3 separate regions of the Homo sapiens genome follow, and regions 2 and 3 are each linked to region 1. Evidence: chromatin loops called from intact Hi-C (ENCODE). Cell type or tissue: IMR-90. All regions are shown on one strand. Each heading gives the region's core, and the rest is flanking DNA. Links, peaks and the distances in the headings are about the cores only. Region 1 overlaps SLC1A2 (solute carrier family 1 member 2). Region 2 overlaps LOC105376626 (a long non-coding RNA gene). Region 3 overlaps CD44 (CD44 molecule (IN blood group)).

The links. Hi-C counts contacts between places; a loop is a spot of excess contacts. Peaks named below come from ENCODE experiments on the same cell type or tissue, not always from the same donor. Only the 100,000 strongest peaks of a DNase experiment are listed, where the experiment ranks them.
Region 2: a loop joins it to region 1, with 2.1 times the contacts of the local background. A loop is called at or near these places in 23 of 110 quality-filtered maps.
Region 3: a loop joins it to region 1, with 1.8 times the contacts of the local background. A loop is called at or near these places in 9 of 110 quality-filtered maps.

The regions. Positions count from the first base shown.
Region 1 is chr11:35,304,816-35,307,315 of GRCh38, forward strand. It overlaps SLC1A2 (solute carrier family 1 member 2), which reads right to left. Exons shown (of 11, transcript NM_004171.4): 5 at 1,259-1,427. Among named protein-coding and RNA genes, the nearest start is that of SLC1A2-AS1, 24 kb to the left of the region's middle. RefSeq lists an enhancer at 898-987. In IMR-90, for the core only: a CTCF peak has its summit at 1,163 (motif pointing left); no DNase peak of the experiment used is centred there; H3K27ac peaks cover 425 bases.
Region 2 is chr11:35,007,071-35,012,214 of GRCh38, forward strand. It overlaps LOC105376626 (a long non-coding RNA gene), which reads right to left. Exons shown (of 4, transcript XR_001748180.2): 4 at 633-5,144. Among named protein-coding and RNA genes, the nearest start is that of MIR1343, 68 kb to the left of the region's middle. In IMR-90, for the core only: a CTCF peak has its summit at 2,522; a DNase peak (open chromatin) is centred at 2,521; H3K27ac peaks cover 272 bases.
Region 3 is chr11:35,152,852-35,157,995 of GRCh38, forward strand. All of the region lies in intron 1 of CD44 (CD44 molecule (IN blood group)), which reads left to right. Among named protein-coding and RNA genes, the nearest start is that of SNORD164, 7.5 kb to the right of the region's middle. In IMR-90, for the core only: no CTCF peak of the experiment used is centred there; no DNase peak of the experiment used is centred there; H3K27ac peaks cover 41 bases.

The sequences.
Region 1 (2,500 bases), core at 1-2,500:
TTTTTTAGTATTATTATGTCCCATGCAATATTTGTGACTTACACTAAAAAACTATTTGCTTTTTATCTAAAATTCAAATTTATCCAGGCATTCTGTATTTTATCTGACAACCCAACTAAGGAGACAAGGCCATGTGATCTTTCAGATGACAACGTGAAAGGACTACTGAGCTCATTCATCTCTAAGTAGCTGTCATCCAAACCTTTAGAAATTGTGCTTGGATAAATAAACATACTTCATCCATCCAGATTCACCATTTCTCCCAGGTTTTGGCCAAATGCCCCTATTTCCTGTCTCGGGGACACCATTCTAGTGATGGATGGAGGTTACGGAAGGGAGTGGACCCACTGAGTGGGAGGGGAGCAAACTGGGCAGACTAGAGCCGCTCACATGGTAATAAACCTCTGTCCCTCATGGAGGTATTTTCTTACTGAACTCCTCAGCTCTCCACCCACTTTGAATAATGATCACAGCTCATACGGAGAGAGCACATGGCATGTGCTACTGTGCCCTATATGCACAATCACATTTCATCCTCACAGTAATCTACAAAATAGATGCCAATCCTATTTCCATTTTACAAATGAGGCTCAGAGAAATGGAGTAACTTGCCCAGGGTCAGATAACCAGTAAGTGGCCCATACTGGATCCAAACCCAGGTCTGCCCAACTGCAGAGCCCAAAAACCTCTAGGATGGCATGCTAAGAAGGTACTGGGCTAGGAGAAAGGGCTCACTGGGATCCCAGAAAGTAAAACAAGATAACAAGATAATCTGTAAAGCTCCCTTGGTACCTACTCCAACACTTTACAATCCTGGTAGCATTGCATTTGTTTGCAGACTAAGGGCTGTGGTGGTCCAGCCCCCGCACCTAGCACAGCACCAGTACATGGGGGCAGCTTTTAAAAAATGCTTAAGAAACGAAAGCAATGGATGTGTCACTTAATAACACAGAGAGTCAGAGAAAGTGACTTTCTAACACCACACAGAGAGTCAGGGAATGTGCCCAATGACGGTGAGCTCCCTCCTTTTTTCCCATACCCAGCTTCTTGCTGCCCTGTCCCCTTATGGTCTCCTCTGCCCTTCTCTCTCTTCCTTAAATCGCTCAGCTCTCAGTCCCAGTGACCCTCAAATTGCTCCCCAGAGAGAGCCTCCTGCTCCACCTAGAGGACAGCTGAGTCATCAGTTTTCTGAAAAGGGAGTGCAGGATAGCCCAGCCATTGCCAGGGAAGCAGAATCCCGGACCACCAGCTGGCCTACCTAAGACGTTCATCCCATCCTTGAACTCCAGGCCCTTCTTGATAACCATCTTAGTCTCCTCCGGCACCTCAGTCACAGTCTCGTTCAACAGAGAGACAACAGCGCTGGTTGCGTTGGCCTCCTCGTCCGGCGGTGGTGCAACCAGGACTTTCTTCGTCACTGTTTGAATCTAACAGAGTGAGGGAAAAAAGGCATAGAGCTGAGATTTGGCCTATAAGGTGAAAAAAAAAAAGATTGGCTACTCATATATTTTAAGGTTCCCAACAGGTTAACAATAATTAAGAAATGCCAAAACAAGGTTATGAAAACTGGAGAATATTTTATATGTCTATATTTACAAAGTGGTGTTTTATTATACACAGTGAGATACAATTGTCCTAATCACAGATAATTACACAATTTTTTATTTGTGCAAATTTATGGGGTACATGATAAATTTTTTAATGTATACAATGTGTGATGATCAAATCAGGGCATTTAAGGTGTCTAACATCTGAGTACAATGCATTTTTTAAGTACAGTCATCCAACTCTGCTATCAAACATTGAATGAATTCCTTCTATCTTTCTGTATGTTTGTACCCTTTAAGCTACTTCCCTTCGTCCTTCCCCTTTCCCCCCACTCACCCTTCCTAGCCTCTGTTATCTATTTTTCCACTATTTTTCCATGTGTTCAAATATTTTAGCTCCCACATATAAATGAGAAATGCAATATCTGTCTTTTTGTGCCTGGCTTATTTCACCTAAGATAACGACCGCCAGTCTTATCCATGTTGCTTCAAATGACACAATTTCATAAATATAGAATGTATGAAAATAATTTGCAAATGTACTATAAGTACTGTAGTCAATAATAGGACACAGGCTTAAACTTGGGGGATAAATGTCTTCTTTCACTCCTATGATTGTAGCTCAGAAACAGTATGAAATGTCTAACTTGGATGCTCTTCCCAATTGTGAGACCCAGTTAGATGGTCCTTCCAGTTGTGATGGTCCTTCCAGTTGTGATGGGCCCTGGATCTGGTTAAGAATAGGAAGCCTTGGCAGGGGTCAGATCAGCAACTCATGATCCACCTGTTTTCCCCTCTACCTGGTCCCCACTGGACAGGGGTATCACAGGCTGCCTCAGTTTGGGCTCCTTCTAGAGCCAGGCTCAGCTGGAAATCTCCATCTGGGCACCAAGAGTGCCAGCTGCCAGCAGCCACCATGGCAGGAGCATTTGCTTATATTTCAGATCCAAATT
Region 2 (5,144 bases), core at 1,411-3,910, 300 kb before region 1:
TCAACAAATGAAAAAGAATGGTGGCCTCCATCATTTTTTGAAATTAGTCCATGAAAACCTGAACTTAGAACACATGAAATAAGGAATGATGTTATTTTTTAAAAGGGCTTTTGCTTTACAAAAAGACTCACAGTTACTTAGAAAATGCCCCTCAGGTAATTTTAAATGGTGCTTACAAAATCCTCATTTATATATATATATATATTTGCAGAAATACATATATTACATTAAACCTATATTCATTGAACAGTACCCAGAGTCTCTTGCATTATCACTGTAAAACGGAAATGTGACCCTAATTGAGGGGACCTGAGGAGATTGCATACTAGCATAAGGGTATGTTCAGGACAGTAAACACAAGAACTTCTTTTCTTCTCTTTTGCTAGGCTGAGAGTCAACTGTGGGCATCGTGACTGAGCAAGTAATTTTGAAACTATTTGGTAGTCTCTGTAACACCTCCTGGACAATAAAGTCACTAATGAAAATTGAGGTGTCTTAGCTTGAGTGAAAGTGTTAAAGCTTTTTCAAATGCCTGAAAAAACCATCATAAAACATACATGTGAGGGAAAAGACAGTGGGTTGTCATGGAACAGGAAAGCCATGAAATCAGATAAAGCAAAAGTACCATGCACTTAGAAAATTCTGTTATTATTTATTAGTTAAATTGGCCCAGAATTCCTTGTGGAAAAATTAAAAGGCTAATGTCCACAGGAAAAGAAAAAAAAAAAGAATTGTTCAGGGATTATTAGGAATCCAGTTGTTTTCCTGAGCAGTTTCCAAATCCTGCAGATACAAACAATAATAAGAGATGATTAGGGCATTACTTGAGCTTTTTTTTTTTTTTTAAAGAGTAAAGACATTTCCACTTGAAAGCTTCCATAAGTTCTGTGAATGCATGATTTCAAAGACAGAATGTCTAACTTGATTTCACAGACTCTTCTTGGCCATGGTAAACAGGTTAGAAACAGGCATGTGATTTGTTTTATTAATTTGCCACTGCCTCATATCTGCGCTTAGACAATTTGTACCTTTGTATTTTAGTGTCTCCAACTTGGAAATGTGTAATATTCTGTACAGTAACGTTTTCATGGAATACAGGGAACCAGTGGATCTTTTGACTTCTTGTACCATGTCTCCCACCTCTTCCCCTACTCCCTGTACTTGACATGTCACATGTGGGGTCTGCTGACCTGTGTCTCTGCCTCTGCACTTACTGTTGTCCCATCTCCAACTGCCATTTACACTTCCCTGTACCATCTGGATCCCTCATTTTATGACCCTAGGCAAAGAGATCCTGTTCCAGGAAGGCTTCTAGGATGATTAGTACCCTTTCACCTTCTGCAGACCAGAATATGCAACAAGCACAGCGATCTTGGAGAGCTTGGAGAAGGTCATGGCTCTAAGTGTCCTGGAGAGGTAGACTGGCTTCAGGAATTGGTGATAAGCCTGAACTAGTTTTCCGGTGCTCTGTGTGCTATTGCTGGGGCCAAGAAGCAATATTAGATGAAGCAAACGGGGACACAGAATCTTACTTTTAGGAAAGTAGCATGAATTTTGTCCTTTCATACATGATACAATGCTATATTACGATTCCTCGCTGTAGCTCGGAATTGGTAGCTCCTCTACTTTAAGGTAAAGCTAAAATTTCTTAGCCCGAGGAACAAAATCCTTCATGATCTGGCCATGACTCTTTAATTATGTCCTTTGCTGTATCCACATCAACCCATCCATTGTTTGGACTCCCCCAAAATGACAGCTACTTGTATTTTAAGGTTCAGGTCAAGCATAACCTCTTCTTGGCTCTTGGATGGGTTTTGTTTGAGACAGAGTCTCCCTCTGTTGCCCAGACTGGAGTGCATGGCATGATCTTGGCTCGGTGCAACCTCCACCTCCCGGGGGGTTCAAGCGATTCTCCTGCCTCAGCCTCCCGAGTAGCTGAGACTGCAGGCGTACGCCAACATAACTGGCTAATTTTTTGGTATTTTTAGTAGAGATGGGTTTTCACCATGTTAGCCAGGCTGGTCTTGAACTCCTGACCTCAGGCAATCCGCCCACCTCAGCCTCCCAAAGTGCTGGGATTACAGGCATGAGCTACTGTGCCCAGCCTTGGATGAGTTTTTCTGGATTCTTCCAGGTTGGGTCAAGCAATCCTCTGCATACCTGTAATGCCTTGCTCACCTTTCTTGGAGTACTTCCTGCTTTGTTTAATCATGACCTTAATTATCACATTCACCATATTGTGAGCTTCCTGAGAACAGATCATGTTTCTTCTTCTCAGTATCTCCAGCACCCAGTACAGTGCCCAGCACGTGGTAATTCCTGAACTAGTGTTTGAATGGTATCGGCGGCATTTTTTGGAAATTAAAGTTAATGAGTAAGAAGGGCAGGGTAAGAGATTATCTTGGAGCTCCACTCCTAAAAGAAATCAGAATGTTAACACTGTTGAGCAACCCGTGGAGGAGAAGAGAGAAAGGCAATAAAATCTGCCCCCTGCCTGGGATTGCTGAATGCTGGCAATCTGACCACTTGTGACTCAGGTATTCCTAGGAATATAAAGCACTGTGAAAAAGAAAATTAAAGGGCAAGCGGACACCCAGGAAGAACTTGAATAAAAAATTACCATTAAACAAACACTAAGGGAGAGTTGTCTTCAGTAAGAAATAATGCCCTAAGAATGTGTTAGGGTTCAGAACAAATAAATCTAGATAAAGAAGAGATTGTATTAAAAGCAACCTGTTTTGTGAAGCTGAAATTAGGAAGGATGATTCATAGCCCTCCTGGGTTACAAAGTACAGTAGGTAAATCAATGGCATAGCAGCAAAGAATCTATAGCTTATTATGTGCTTTTGGCTCAAGGGAAAGAAAGGTATTTCATTCAGTACTATAGCATGTGCCCCACAAAGCCGTTTGGTTGATAGAATCAAAGAAAGTATCAATATATGGAATTCCTTCCAAGTTGCAATGGTACATATCAGTGACCTCTAGCAGCCTGAAGCTGTGTCCACCAGCACTGTTATGTTGGTTTCCCCCAAAAGGTCATGGTAACTTGCGGATATGCTGGTTTGCATAAGGACAGCTGCAACTAGAGTTATATGATATTGTTCCCAGCTCAGCCCCACCCTGTGCCAAGAGGATTAATGATGGAAAAAACCCGAAGGGTAAAGAACTAACTGACACTTGGTCATGTTTCTATGAAACTATGGTAAATAAGCATTGAAAAGAGGCACCATTTGGGACCCTGGGCCCTAGAGCAATGAGCTCAGAATCTAGATAGTATTCCAAGTTCTCATCACTACCTGTCTGTAGTAGACTAACAAGAAACTTTCCTGATTTTCTTGTTTGGTTTCGGGGTTCTTATGGGCCCATTTAAAAAAAATAAGCATGTTGTCCTTTCCTCTGCAAAGATCTCACTCAGCTAGGGTCAGACTCAGTGAAAGGCACTTGCTTCTGCAGAGGCTCATGCTGGAGATCAGAAAAGGGCAGTCAGGACCTCCAAGTGGCTGTGTTTTGAAGACCCTTGAAGTCAGTTTATTTCTCCAAACTAGTCAAGAGTCACTCTCTGGGGCTGGGCATGGTGGCTCACACCTGTAATCCCAGCACTTTGGGAGCCAAGGTGGGAGTTCGAGACCAGCCTAGGCAACATAGCGAGACTCTGCCTCAACCAAAAATAAATAAATAGATAATTAATAAATAAGTCACTCTCTGCCCGGCCTCTTGTATTCCCTCCTCCAGTATCATTTGACATACTTCCTACCCCAAACTGCCTCAATACACTGACAGGTCAGTAGGTGGCCAAGAGATCCCAAACTGATCGTTTTATCTTGGAATGACTCTGGGCTTTACTGTCAGAATCCTCCTAATTTACACCATTGCCATAAAAGTGCTTGTGATTTTCCTATGGTAATGTTGTGCACTAAATAATGCCAAGGGAATCCAACAGGTAACAGTGAGGACACTCTGGCCCCTGTCCTGATTTTCGGTATATACCATTGATTTGCAGATTAACTGTGATTCTCACACTCCCTCTGTAACCTTCTAAGCATGCAAACGTCAAGGAAGCTTAGTCCTCAGATCTGCCCATTATCCTGCATATGGTGGTTAAAAATACAAACCCCAGCCTTAAAACTACTGGATAATGGGTCAAGTTACTCAACCTCTCTCTATTTCTTCTTTTCTCATCTAAAATATAGGGGTAATAATTATAATACCTACCTCATATGGTTATTGAAGGATTAAATGAGTTAATACACATCAAGTGCTTAAGTGTTAGATAATATTATTTTTTAAGCCCCTTTGGCGTGCACACATTCTCAGATTGTCAACTTTGCAGTTGCAAAGCGTAGAACATATACCTGAAAGAGACATGACTGATTGGCTAACCAGCTTCTTATTTCTAAAGAGGAGAAAACTAAAGTCCAGAGAAAAGACGGGTCTTTTCCCAAAATTAAATGGCTATTAGGGATAGTGTGTGAGCTAGCATGCAGGCTCCCTGCCATCTGAGGCAACTCTTCAGCATTCCATGGTTATTGGGCAATGAGAAGATCAGATTTCTATAGAGTAAATAACCATTTCCTAGATTAAATAATCTTACTCGCTTAGGTTTTTGGGATGGGCATATAGTGGAGGACTTCATAGCTTAAGAATATACTGCCAATTCTGAGTGTGTGAATTCAGAAAGAAATATAAGGATTTCAGAGGGCAAAATGATAAGTAGCCGATGGCCAGAGTTCCCACACTTCGAGGGCCATGGACTTTTGCTTTGGCAGTAACAGATGGCTGGATAGTGACCAAGGGATGCTGCCTAGGAAGAGCAGGTAATGGGTTTGCCAGCTGGAGCTGAAAACATTAAAAGACCAGTGGTTCGAGTGGGCACGGTGGCTCACACCTATAGTCCCAGCTGAGGCAAGTGGATCGCTTGAGCCCAGGAGTTCAAGATCAGCTTGGGCAACATGGCAAAAACCTGTCTCTACAAAAAAAAAAAAAAAAAAAAAAAGATTAGCCGGGCATGGTGGTGAATGCCTGTAGTCCCCACTACTCAGGAGGCTGAGGTGAGAGAGTTGTTTGAACCTGAGAGGTCAAAAGTGCAGTGAGCCTAAATGGCATCACTGCACTCCATCCTGGGCAACAGAGTGAGAACTTGTCTC
Region 3 (5,144 bases), core at 1,056-3,555, 150 kb before region 1:
AACTCAATAAAGGGCTAGAGGTGGGAATGGGATAATCATCAGATGCTTTGCTAGTGCTGACGGGACAGCTTAGAAGGTATAAACTGAGCTGGGCCCATGCAGCAACACCAAAATATGTGTTCAAAGAGGGAGAAGAGGAGAAAAAGAGAAAGGAAGTTATCGTGGTCTGATAACAGGGCATGTCAGAATGGGAAAGGGTGTTAGGAATTATGTAGCCAACTTGTTTGATTGGAAAGATAAGGAAGCCTCAAGGGCTGCAAGTGACTTTCCCAAGGTCACAAAACTAATTGGTGGCAAAACCGTGGTCTTCTGACTTGTCCGGTTTCCTTTCATTTTATCCTTTGAGACGATAAAGGAGAGGACACTAACTAAACAAGAAGACAATGATCTGATCAGGACAAGAAGACTTGGAGTACAAAATGAGAAGAAGATAATAGGGTAATGGATTTTTTAGTGGCACAGTGGGAAATGGCGTAGGTGTTTACACTGCACTGGAGCCCTCACTGTGCTTGGAACTGGTTCCCTGTGCACAGTCTTGCACACCCATATTTGGTATTTTTTTATCCTTTTTGACTTAATGAGCATTTGGAAACCATAAGGCCCACAGCAACCTGACCTTTGACTTGCCCAGACTCTCTGAGCAATTTTGTGAGTTGAGTCAACAATCAATGGTTTTCAAATTATTCAATTGTTCACTCAACGCATACTAGTTGAACACCAATATCTGTGCTCTGCTAGGCACTGGGGATACCACTGTAGACAAGAGAGGCATAGTCTCCTCTCTCCTGGAACTTACAGTCTATCTGGAAGACAGACAGTAAACAACTAATGATGCCTTTGTTTAATTACACTTGTGGTAAGTGCTATGAAGGAGAAGCACTGGATCTTGTGAGAGCATAATAGGGAGATCTCATCTGATTTAAAGCACCAGGGAAAGCCTCCCAGGACCTGTTGGATGAATAGCAGTAACCATGTCTCCAGGATCCCCACAATTCCTTGAGGACCCTTGTTGTCAGACTTCTCAGAGCTGTACCAGCCCTCTCACTGTCTCACCATTGGGTCTTCTGAGTAAGAAAGCAAGAAAAAAAATTTTACTCCTCAAAATTCTGAAAGCAAGTGGTTTATCATGTCTGCCCTGTAATAGTGGTGGGAAGAAAATCATGAGAACCTCTAAGCTGACTCAGGATTTTAGAAGCACACATTTGGGGAGAAGGGAAACAAAAATTCTGGAGAAGCAAAAAGTGTCATATGGTATAGAAGTTATTTTAAGCTACTGGGGAAAATTCATAATTTACTTAGGGATCTTGAGTGTCAAGCATTGGTTTAGAGACAAATCTTATCCATTTCGTTGAAAGTTCCTTGATCTTGTGGCTGAAGCTTGGGCCTAGGGTTTTATTAGTGTACATTTAGGGGATGGTTTACAGGGTGTCTTTCAAGGTCATACAGGTGCCTCTTTTGGGGTCAGGCAGGAGGAATAGGACAAACTCTGGGATACGAATGTACAACCATTTGGCTCCTAGGGCCTCAGTCCTTTAGCTCCTTGCTTCTGGTGACTTCTTGGAGACAAGAGTAGACTTTTTCAGAACAGCGAGATAGTTGTGCTGACAAAACAAAAACAAAAACATCATTTAAGATGCCTTCAGATGCAAGTACATGTCATAATAGAAATATTTAAAAATTAGTAGAGTATAGGCACTAGCTAATTCAAATGCTTGGTTGTAAACAACTATGTCTTGTAAATGAGAATAAAGTTTATTCTCTCAATGACGATGATAACATCTTTCTCACTCACTTTTACTCAAATTGGCTTTATTGGGCAGGAGAGACAGAGATGGAGTTATAGGTATCATGATTGAACTTAAGCTACAACCCATCTATGCATCAAACCATCATGTGTCTCGTGTGATTGTTATCTGTTGTGTATATTTTGGTATATCCCTATCTGTACATACCAGCTGAATATTTCTGTAAGTAACAGAACAATCAGCTCTCATAAAATATTACCTCCCAGGGCAAGAAGTCTGGGATGATTCCAGGAAGTCAATGATATTATCAAGACTCAGGTTTATTTTTCCAACTTTCAATTCTGCCACTCCCAGTGTCTTCCTGCAATTTAGCACCCCTCATGTTCCTAAACTAAATCCCACAGTTCCAGGCATCCTAGGAAAAAAAAAATCAATATTTAGCAGCAGAAGAAAGAGTGTATATTCACAAACATCTCTTCTAAAATTGGAGGAGCGGCTTTTTGGGAAGTCCTTAATTGACCTCTCCTTATTTCTCATTGGATGAATGGGGTCACATGCCCACACCTAACCAATCACTGGCAAGAAGAGCTTGGACCACAGTGCTTGACTTAGACCAATCATGATCCACCCACTGGAGCTGGGATTTGAGGTCTCACCTGTCCTGAAGCACAAATTCAGGGTTTCTGAATAAAATTGCACTTCAGGTAGAATAGAATAACTTTTTTTGCATTGGTAACAATGTGGGCTACAATGAGTAAGGGAGTCCATTTACCTGCTAGAGTTGTGGTTTGAGACTATTTGGGCTAAGGAAAGAAGGCAAAGCTAAGTTTTTGTGCCTCTGTGCCACACCCTCAACCTTTTTCTGAAAAGACATGCCTCATGGGTAGAGCTCACATGGGGGACACACTGCAGTTTGAGGTTTAGATGGTCTGTGGCTTATACTCAATGATAATACCTAAAACTTTATCCTTTCCTGTCTTCTACAAAAGAGAATTATATCAGGGAATAATCTTAAATCTGTTATAATTTACAAGAAATAGCCAGTCTTCTGCACACTTGAGTACTTTATTATTAGAAACTCATTACTTGCAACCCATCTCAGCACTGTTGGAGCTACACCATGCATGAGGACCGCTGCTCTAGAGTCATCCATTAAAAAAGAATTCCTACGAACCTGAATGAGCATTTCTTTCTCTAAATTATGAGATGATGACCCTCAAGGGAAATGGCCGTCTTCCCTTTTCTACTGCACTCTTAGAGTGCATTAATGTGTGTGAAGTGTTTTCGGTTCCATTATCTAAAGCAGCCCTCATATTAACATCGTGGTTGGCATTACTGGCCTCCTGTATGGGATGAAAGTTTAATGACTTCTGCAAGGTTATGAAAGGTCAAGATCACAGCTAATTAGTGCAAATTCAGGATTTGAATTCTAGTTTCTACCCCAGAGCTGATGTCCATGTCACCATGGACATCATTTGCTCCCAATATACCTGATTTACTTTCAAGGGGTCTGGAATTGACTATTGGATTTTATATTAAAAATTGCTCTTTCATAGGCAGGAAAAAGTCCTTCCTAATAGTTTGAGTCCAAAGCTTAAGGGTCTAGCATCTCAACTTTTTAATGAACCCAAAAATGAACAGGAGGGTTTTCTGAGCCAGTCCCCTGCCTCCACACAGTTAGCTCATGAATCCAACATCATGGGAGGAAGTCTTCAGGATTTTGTTTCCCATTCCTTTTTTATCACCTAAATATAGTTAAAGGATTTGTGATGACTGCATCCAGAGATGTTTAAAAATGGACCTGAAGGATGTGATTGTGTCTTAGGCAGGAAGGGTGCCGGTTCTTTTCAGTATCTAATGATGAACGATCTAAAGGAAATGGATTCTAAACCATTTGATTCTAAACCAAAATGGTGTATGTTTCTTTTGAGGGTGAATTTCCTGATCATGAGCCTTGTTGAGCATTAGACTGGCCGGCTGGTTCCTAATCCATCCTTCAGTTCTCAGCTGCAGTGACATTTCCTTAGAGAGACAGATCTCCTTTGGGGACAGCACAGGACTTGAGAAAAAAGGCTTCCCTTTCCACTGAGCTTGGCTCCAACTACACCTCATGTGTCTGTTACATTTATCATGCTGTGTTGTCAACTTGTTTAATGTCTGTCAGTGGCTCATGCCTGTAATTCAGCACTTTGGGAGCCTGAGGCAAAAGACTTACTTTGACAGCAGAGGTTTGCAGAGGTTGCTGGGCAACATAGTGAGACCCTGTCTCTACAAAAATATATTTTTAATTGGCTGTGCATGGTGGCATGCACCTGTAGTCCCAGCTGCTCAGGAGGCTGAGGTGGGAGGAGTGCTTGGGCCCAGGAGTTTGAGGTTACACTGAGCTAAGATTGTGCTACTGCACTCCAGCCTGGGTGATGGAGCCAGACCCTGTCTCTATTAAAAATTAGGAAAAGAAATAGCCTGTCTACTCTATTGGTCCATAACCTCTATCGAGACAGTGACCTTGTCTGCTTTATTCAATGCCTGGATCTTTTCCTAGCACAGTGCCCAGCACATGGAGACACTGAATTTGGATTCTCCTTTTTGAAGTCCCCATATCCACTTCAGTATTGGGGTGATTTTGATGGGATTGTGACTTACCATGGTGGATGCATCCTGTGAGTTCCAAACTCAACTTCTTAAAAAACCTTGTCTATCATCTATCCATCTATCTGTCTGTCTGTCTATCTATCTATCTATCTATCTATCTATCTATCTATCTATCTATCATCTGTCTGTATTCTATGTTCCATCTATCATCTATCTGTCATATATCTATCTCTATCTATTAATTATCTCTATCTTTATCTATTTATATCTATCATCTATCTGCCATATATCTATCTCTATCTCTTAATTGTCTCTATCTTTATCTATTTATATCTATCATCTATCTATATCTATCATCTTTTAACCTATCTGTTTCTATTGGAATAAGAGACAAGTGCTTGAAAAGCAGAGGAGAGTCAATACACAGGCCACATCTTCTCTCACTCCCTCCTTCCTCCTCATAGCTGTGAGCCACCCCAGTCCCTGTACCTGCTTCCTTGGCTGGCATCATCTAAGAAATCATCTCTTCCACAGTTTCCTGCAAGGGCATCACCCCAAGGGAAGCTGAACACATGCAACATCTGCCCACTCAGGATAAGTGTGAGGGATAAGGAGGAAACATTTTTCCTCTAGAGACAGGACTGTTGGGGCAAGGGCTGGGGAAGCAAGACATGGATACTCCAGGCTACTTCTTGCTGGGGCTGAGGGGAGTGCTCGGTGTGGCTCCCCTCTGGGACGTGTTTAGGGCAGCTCTCTCGCCTCTGAAACAAGCCTCATCAGATCATCCCCAGGCTTCCTTCCGCATAG